2 separate regions of the Homo sapiens genome follow, and region 1 is linked to region 2. Evidence: read pairs that join two places in POLR2A ChIA-PET (ENCODE). Cell type or tissue: A673. All regions are shown on one strand. Region 1 overlaps RPL36A-HNRNPH2 (RPL36A-HNRNPH2 readthrough). Region 2 holds the start of ARMCX1 (armadillo repeat containing X-linked 1).

Evidence for each region. ChIA-PET counts read pairs that join two places held together with the same protein. Peaks named below come from ENCODE experiments on the same cell type or tissue, not always from the same donor. Only the 100,000 strongest peaks of a DNase experiment are listed, where the experiment ranks them.
Region 1: POLR2A ChIA-PET joins it to region 2 with 9 read pairs; 5 of 35 experiments call an interaction of 5 or more read pairs at or near these places.

What each region holds. Positions count from the first base shown.
Region 1 is chrX:101,395,447-101,399,446 of GRCh38, forward strand. All of the region lies in intron 3 of RPL36A-HNRNPH2 (RPL36A-HNRNPH2 readthrough), which reads left to right. RPL36A (ribosomal protein L36a) reads left to right here. Exons shown (of 5, transcript NM_021029.6): 4 at 1-11; 5 at 282-709. The coding sequence ends at 302. GLA (galactosidase alpha) reads right to left here. Exons shown (of 7, transcript NM_000169.3): 5 at 3,339-3,500; 6 at 2,924-3,121; 7 at 2,357-2,653. The coding sequence ends at 2,363. Among named protein-coding and RNA genes, the nearest start is that of RPL36A-HNRNPH2, 6.4 kb to the left of the region's middle. In A673, no CTCF peak of the experiment used is centred here; no DNase peak of the experiment used is centred here.
Region 2 is chrX:101,548,879-101,552,878 of GRCh38, forward strand. ARMCX1 (armadillo repeat containing X-linked 1) reads left to right here and starts at 1,669. Exons shown (of 4, transcript NM_016608.2): 1 at 1,669-1,782; 2 at 2,093-2,146; 3 at 2,691-2,755; 4 at 3,931-4,000. In A673, no CTCF peak of the experiment used is centred here; DNase peaks (open chromatin) are centred at 1,603 and 2,433; H3K4me3 peaks cover 1,291 bases; H3K27ac peaks cover 642 bases.

The sequences.
Region 1 (4,000 bases), 150 kb before region 2:
AGAAGAGAAAGGTATATAATTATGGGTGGAAGGTGCAATCTTTTTCATAGCTTTATTATTTGAAAAGGTGAACATCTATTCATTGTGGCATAGAGCTCAGGGGTAATCCTCTAAAAATATTAGATCTATAGCTAAAGATATGTGAGGTCTTTTGCTACAAGGAGGAAAGGAAGAATGAGGCAGCTTAACAGCATGGTGAGTATTTTAGGAACAGATAATGTTCTTAATGGGGCAGTAGTTCATGGCAAAATACAAAACAACTTTTTTCTGTTCTGTTACAGGGCCAAGTGATCCAGTTCTAAGTGTCATCTTTTATTATGAAGACAATAAAATCTTGAGTTTATGTTCACTTCATTTGTTTGCTGTTCATCTTTTGGGAGGGAATAAGCTAGAGCCATCAATACAATTCCGCTTGTGGGGAAATTTATGCCTCTTACTGGTACTACTTGTTTTGCATTGAAGCTGACTGGTTGAGTTCACATCATATGTTGCAATTTTCTAATTTGGCACTTCAATCACTAGGGGCCTTATGAGGCAGTTTGTCATTATGCAATGGTTATTGGTTATCATGTGAGTAGACACATTTCAGGCTAATAGGGAGAAGTCAGTAACACATTCATAGTGAATATGAGATGTCTTTGCTAAGAGTTAAGTGTCAGATCTTTGTTATAACAGTTAATTTAATAAAGAATTTTGGCATTGTTCTTCAGACACAGTACACTGTAACATATATAACATTGTCTGTGGACTTGGTCTTACACTCTTGAACATTTTGACATTCCCCCTCACATTTTAAAGTAGATATATTTATACCAAAATAACTACAAAGAATAGGTTTTCTAGTGTATGAAACCCCCCAGTGGAGTTTTTTTTTTTTTTTTGAGACAGGGTCTCCCTCTCGTAAGTGCCAGTGGTGTGGATCATAGCTTGCTACAGCTTTGAGCTTGCAGGCTCAAGTGGTCCACCTGCCTCAGCCTCCTGAGTAGCTGGGACTATAGGTGCCTGTTACCATACCTGGCTAATTTTAGTTTTTGTGTTGGGTGTCTCTCTTTGTTACTCAGCTAGTCTGGAACTCCTGGCCTTCAGTGAAACTCCTATCTCAGCATCCCAAGATGTTGGGATTACAGGTGTGAGCCACCAGGTCTGGCCAAACTCCCCGGTGGAAGAATCTTAAGAGACAAAATATCCATTCTTTAAAATGCCTCTTAACAGTTCCAAATTATACATCTTTTTTTTTTTCTTTTTTTGAGATGGAGTGTTGCTCGTTACCTAGGCTGGAGTGCAATTGGTACAACCTCAGCTCACTGCAGCCTCTGCCTCCCAGGTTCAAGTGATTGTCCTGCCTCAGCCTCTGGAGTAGCTGGGATTACAGGTGCCTGCCACCTGCCTGGCTAATTTTTGTATTTTTAGTAGAGAGGGGGTTTCACCATGTTGGCCAGGATGGTCTCCATCTCCTGACCTCGTGATCCGCCCGACTTGGCCTCCCAAAGTGTTGGGATTACAGGCGTGAGACACCGTGCCTGGCCTATACATCCTTCTTAATACATTTCAGTCTTAATGATGTTTAGCTCTTGGTAGTTAAATATGCTACACATTTTGATAATTGGGAGAGAATCTCAACAAGGGGGGTGGGTATCTGGATGAGTAAATATGGGTTTAATAGTTTTATTCCTAAAGTTTAAACTTCGGAAAATTTTATTCAAGGAAATAGAACTTTTTTTTTTGAGATGGAGTCTTGCTCTGTTGCCCAGGCTGGAATGCAGTGGCGTGATCTTGGGTCACTGCACCCCCCCACTTCCCGGGTTCAAGTGATTCTCCTGCCTCAGTCTCCTGAGTAGCTGGGGCTACAGAAGCTCGCCACCATACCTGGCTAATTTTTGTATTTTTAGTAGAGACAGGGCTTTACTATGTTAGCCAGGCTGGTCTTGAAATCCTAACCTCAAGTGATCTGCCTGCCTCAGCTTCCAAAAGTGCTGGGATTCCAGGCATGAGCCACTGTGCCTGGCTTTTTTTTTTTTTTTTGAGATGGAATCTTTGTTGCCCAGGCTGGAGTGAGGTGGCATGATCTCAGCTCAATGCAACCTCCACCTCCCGGGTTCAAGCGATTCTCATGCCTCAGCCCCCAGAGTAGCTGGGACCACAGGCGTGCGCCACCACACCTGGCTAATTTTTATATTTTTATTAGAAATGGGGTTTCACCATGTTGTCCAGGCGGGTCTCAAAGTCCCGACCTCAGGTGATCTGCCCGCCTCAGCCTCCCAAAGTGCTGGGATTACAGGCATGAGCCACCTAGCCTTGAGCTTTTAAAGTGAATGGAGAAAAAGGTGGACAGGAAGTAGTAGTTGGCAATAAAATAAACATTTTAAAGTAAGTCTTTTAATGACATCTGCATTGTATTTTCTAGCTGAAGCAAAACAGTGCCTGTGGGATTTATGTGACTTCTTAACCTTGAAGTCCATTCATAGAACCCTAGCTTCCTTTTCACAGGGAGGAGCTGTGTGATGAAGCAGGCAGGATTACAGGCCACTCCTTTACCCAGGGAAGCAACTGCGATGGTATAAGAGCGAGGTCCACCAATCTCCTGCCGGTTTATCATAGCTACAGCCCAGGCTAAGCCTGAGAGAGGTCGTTCCCACACTTCAAAGTTGTCTCCCTGAAAAACCAAGAAAGTGTGGTTGCTTAGCAACTAGTGATAAGTGGCCCTGTTAGTTTGGCATTCATTCTTAATGTCAGAACTATCAAGCACTTGTAGGAAAAATTAAAATGATCCTGTAGCATTATTTTGGAAATAAAGTAATGTTTCTAGCAAGAAGCTTTATTACTGATAGTAACATCAAGAGCAAGGGAAAAAAATAGATTTAGGCCCAAGACAAAGTTGGTATTGGGTATATAAAGCCATCTTAAAATATATACTCTTATTTACCTGTCTAAGCTGGTACCCTTGCTTGCCCAAGGGGTCCTGATTGATGGCAATTACGTCCTTATCCTGAAGGAGAGCTTTGGCTTGAGGGCTGATGTGTCGGAGGTCATTAGACATGAATAAAGGAGCAGCCATGATAGCCCAGAGGGCCATCTGAGTTACTTGCTGATTCCAGCTGAGGCCAAAGTTGCCAATCACTAACTGAGAAAAAGAATGAAATAATTCAAACAAGAGAGGAGGAAACATTCTTAAAGTTACCTAGATGACCCATATGGAGAAACCACTTTCCACAGCATCCTGCTCTAAGTACTCTCACATAAAGCCTCCTCCCAGGAACTTTACCTGTATTTACCTTGAATGTCAAAATAGGAAACAAGCCTACCGCAGGGTCTTGAACAAGGAGGGCTCAAGTTTTTACCATATCTGGGTCATTCCAACCCCCTGGTCCAGCAACATCAACAATTCTCTCCTGGTTAAAAGATGTCCAGTCCAAGATACTCTTTATACTTTTCCAGGAATCATCAATGTCAGCAAAATTTCGCCAGTGATTGCAGTACTGTCGGATTTCTGTATAATTGGGCTGTGAAAACAGATATGACTCTTCTGTTTACTTTCTACTAACATCCTTGTGAGATGAAAACAGTTTAAAGGAGGCACTTGTAGCCTTCTCTTGAGTTTACAGATTGAACGTCTCCATAAGGAGGTCTAAACCCTTATAATGAATTTTCACTGTAAGAAGTTTGCTTCAGAAGTAGGCCATATAACTTGAAATCCCTTAAAGTTAATTTACTTCTATAATCAGAACTAAAATGGTCTTAGTAAAATTAAAAGCTGCAAAATTACATAGGACTCCATCAAGTATTAAGAAAACTTAAATCCCAGGCATATAGTTTGTTAATGGAATAAAAAGTTTGTAGAGGCTGGGCACGGTGGCTCATGCCTGTAATCCCAGCACTTTGGGAGGCCGAGGCAGGTGGATCATCTGAGGTCAGGAGTTCGAGACAAGCCTGGCCAACATGGTGAAACCATCTCTACTAAAAATACAAAAATTAGCCAGATGTGGTAGCGCACGCCTATAAT
Region 2 (4,000 bases):
TTTAAAAGTCATACATGCCTGTGAGAATCTGATGAAAGCTATGGCTCCTTTCTCCACGAAAATGAATATACGTATGACCACAATTGCAGGTGGTCCACAAGGTTGTCCGTGTGAGAATGCCTACTCTGGGTTAATCCATGGGGATTGTTCCTTAGGCATACATTTGGCTGAGCGGGCACCAAGGTGGATATGGACTGGCAGGCAGTAACTCTGCAACAAGATTAGGTTCTCTTTTTAAGGAAGCCAGAGGCAAGAAGCCCAGCGGGCTGCACCTCTCAGGTCAGGTGGTGGCAGCACACAGTATTAGGAGCAATGCTCACTCAGGCACCATGAATAAGGGCAGAGGGGTAGGTAGGAACAGAAAGCCCTTCGATGCATTGCTGTTACCTCTGTGGGAATTTGGGGAAGGAAGGGAAGGAGCCAAAGGTATTTACTCTGATTGGTCACCTGAGTAAACGTGGCATTTACCACCTTGGTCACTCATCTATATATATTTTTGGAGTGAACAATAGATGGGTGCCTGAATACAGGGGATGAGAGGCTATGGAATGTGGAAGGGTGGGAGGGCAGCACCTTCTTCCGCTCTTGACAGGGCAGGAAGGATTAGAACATCGCTGCATCCCTCACACCCTCAGGTGCCTCAGCCTTGGTAGACTGGAATTCAATTCAGAGGCAGGTGATCAGAGTAGCCATCAAATCACAAGAGGTTCATATAACAGTCGGTCAAGACTTTGGGACGTTAAATACATGCTTTTCTTTAATTTAATAAGACAGGGTTGTGTTGCTTTAACTTATCAAATTGCAAGTTGATTCAAAAATAGAAAAAGTAAGGAATTATTTGTGTAAAATGGCCAAGATTAGACAACTGGTCGTCTCTTTGTGGAGTAATTCATAGATCATGTAAAAAAAATCCATTTTTTTTAAGAGATAGAGGCTTGCTCTCTGTCACCCAGGCTGGAGTGCAGTGGTGACATCATAGCTCACTGCAGCCTTAAACTCCTGGGCTCCAGCAATCCACCCACCTCAGCCCACTTTTCAATTTTAAAATGAGTTATTTTGTTTTAAAAGCTACTAATTGGCTGTAACCAGTAGAAATATTTTCCTACTGTTACAAATAAAATAACGAAATTAATGAGGCCTTTTGGGTTTTCTCTCCCGTTTAAACTCTCCACTCAAAGGAAAATAGCATCATTTTATTTTCTCAATATAAAAGTAATGCGTTACTGATTTAAAAACAAATGAGCAGAAAAGTTTAAATAAGACACTCCCACGATCTATCTCCTTTTCTAACATCTTGCTCCACATTTTACAGGGGTGCAGAAGAAATAGGACATTCATGACTTGTGATGGGGGGAGGTATAGAGAGAGACAGTTGGACTGGGACTAGAGAAGATAAAAAATTATTCCTCGAAGAGGAAGAAAAGGCCAACGGACACGGGAGCAGATACAGCCTCTCCCTGTAAACCAAAGAAAGGCAAATTCACCACAAAGAGAAGCTACTTCTAGTCTCCGGGGTTGGCAAAGAGGAAAATGAGTGACAGGACCTGATGTGTCAGGGAAGGAAGGGGAGGGCCGGCTTCTGCGGCGCTGCTGATGGGAGTGGTAATTGGGGTCCTGATCTCATGGTTGACGTGGCCCTCACGTGAGCTGGAGCCGACGCGTGCAGACGTCCTTCTAATCCTAGTCTTCGTTTGGTCCGGTTGCACTCTTCCTATAGCCCAGAGGGCGAGAGGGCCTGTGGCCTGGGGGAAGGAGGACGAGGTTCTGCCTGGATCCCAGCAGGTTTGTGTGTGGATGGGCGTTGCCAGGGGATCCCTGCGGCGCGGGCAGTGAACCGTGGAGGCCGAAGGGGGAGCACAGTTCACTTTCTCCAAACCCTTGCAGTATCCCTTGCCCTTTCTAGAACAAAAATGGTAGACCTTGGGGCCGGATTCCAGGGGCGACCCCAGACTCGGGCGTCGTGGGACCTTTAACATCCAGGGCCTTGAATCAGGGAGGGCGGATATTCGGATTCATGTCCTGTGTGCTGGCCCATCTACCAAGCCAGAATCTTGGGGCTGTGCGTCTGACAGTCATACCCCTTTTCTTTCAGTAGGACGCTGTGCCATTTGGGAACAAAGGAATAGTCTGCCTGGAATCCCTGCAGGTCAGTGTAAAGCTGGAGCTGTCCCGCGGCGCCCAGAAGGACTGGGATGACTGAGGTCCTTGCCTTAACTTGGGCCCTTTACCGACTCTCAAGCAATCTTCCTGCCATTTTTTTTTTCTTCAGTAAAAGAGGATGTAACAGTGGCTGCAGGAAAAGTGCTTGTGATTGCGGGTAGGGTGCGTTGGGGAGAGGAATAGAAGAGATCGGTTGGTTTTGTTTTTCTCCTCGGATTTTCCATATCCCCCCTCGCCCCGCCCCGCTTCCAGTGGTTTGAAAGGGGTGTGGTTTTGCTGGGAAAATGGCCGACCGCTGGGGCTGCGGGAGGGAGTGAGGGCCGGGGGCGGGGACGGGGGTAGGGGAACACTACCAAGCGACAGGGCTGGTGTCAGCGGAGTCCAGAGAAGTGAGGGTAGGGTGAGAAACAAAAAGGTAAAATCCATTGACAGCCAGGACCCTGAATTAGGAGAAGTGGATATTGGGACTCCCCGAAGTGCTTTTCTGTCCGCTGAGCCTTCAGTTTCTGCCTTGTTGCCTGTGTCTGCAGATCTTGGGGCCGGAGGCCAGTCCAACCCTTGGAGCAGGAAGAAACGCAAAGTTGTCAAGAACCAAGTAGGTCATAATAAGGGTGATGGCATTATTTGGGGGTGGAGCATGGTGGCGACTGCAACTCGAATGGGCCCGTGGACCCCTTCCATATCCCCCTCCTTCCCTCTTATCTACACCATTTCGGAGCTTGCAAAAGAAATTGTTCTGCAAGTACAAGACAGGGAAGAAAATAGCTGAGAAGGGGTGGGCGTCAAGAGAGTCCAGGGGTTGGGAGGACGTTACTCCAAATTACTGTTTGGGGTACAGGGTCCTTGGTGTTGGTCCGTCGACCAAGCACTCACTTCTGAAGTTTGTCAGTCTTGAAGGTTTAGTGGAAGCGGAAACCGAGGTGAGGGAGGTAAGAAATTGCTCCGGAGCAGAGGTAGTTGGTATAATGACACGGGGTGGGGGGGGGGGGCGGCGGTGTCCTGGTACATTTGAGATGGAGGAGTTGGCGGAGGCAAGGGCGGAGTTGGAGACCTTTAGGCATTTCACGCCAGTACGGCTTTTAGATATTCTCACTTCATTTTGTTACAAGGAAAATGTTAACGATGAAAATGTGTGGCGACATCTTCGGAGGATGCCAATGATGGGAGTAGGGGTGGAGGTGGAATGGAGGGTTAGAGGAATCATCGAAGGAGGAAGAGGGAGGGAGATAATGAATTCCAAAGCCGCAGCTCTGTGAGGAGAGGAGGGTAACCGAAGGCGGGAAACATTGGGCAAGGCAGTTGTAAAGGGCTAGGAATTCAGAAGAGGGATGTGTGCCCCGTCCCGGGTGAGATCTATATGTACCCAGAGCTCTCAGTACCCCTCTCCCCGCGCCCTTGGTCTGCAGGTTTGCACGAAGCAGTGCACTTGGAAGCAAGAAAGAGAAGGAAAAAAAACTGCCTGGACCTCTGTGGGTGCATGTGAGGGCGCCACTGTTCACAGGACATCTGGAAGGGCAGGGGTGGCAGGGAACTTTAACGTTCTAGGGTGGGGTGGTGGAACGTGAGGTTGGAGAGTCTTTAAGCGGGGAAAATTTCCAAACTTAGCTTCCGGGTGGAAGAAAGGAATCAGTGATCTAGATATCAAGCCCCGAGTCTCTGCCAGTATCTCTGTATTTTTGTACGTTTGTTTGTTTTGTTGTTGTTTCAGTCTGTTTGCGTTCAAAGACACAAAAAGGAGCCTGAAATCTGAAATGCATCCTTTATTCCTAGGTCGAGCTGCCTCAGAGCCGGCCCGCAGTAGCTGCAGACTCCGCCCGCGACGTGTGCGCGCTTCTCTGGG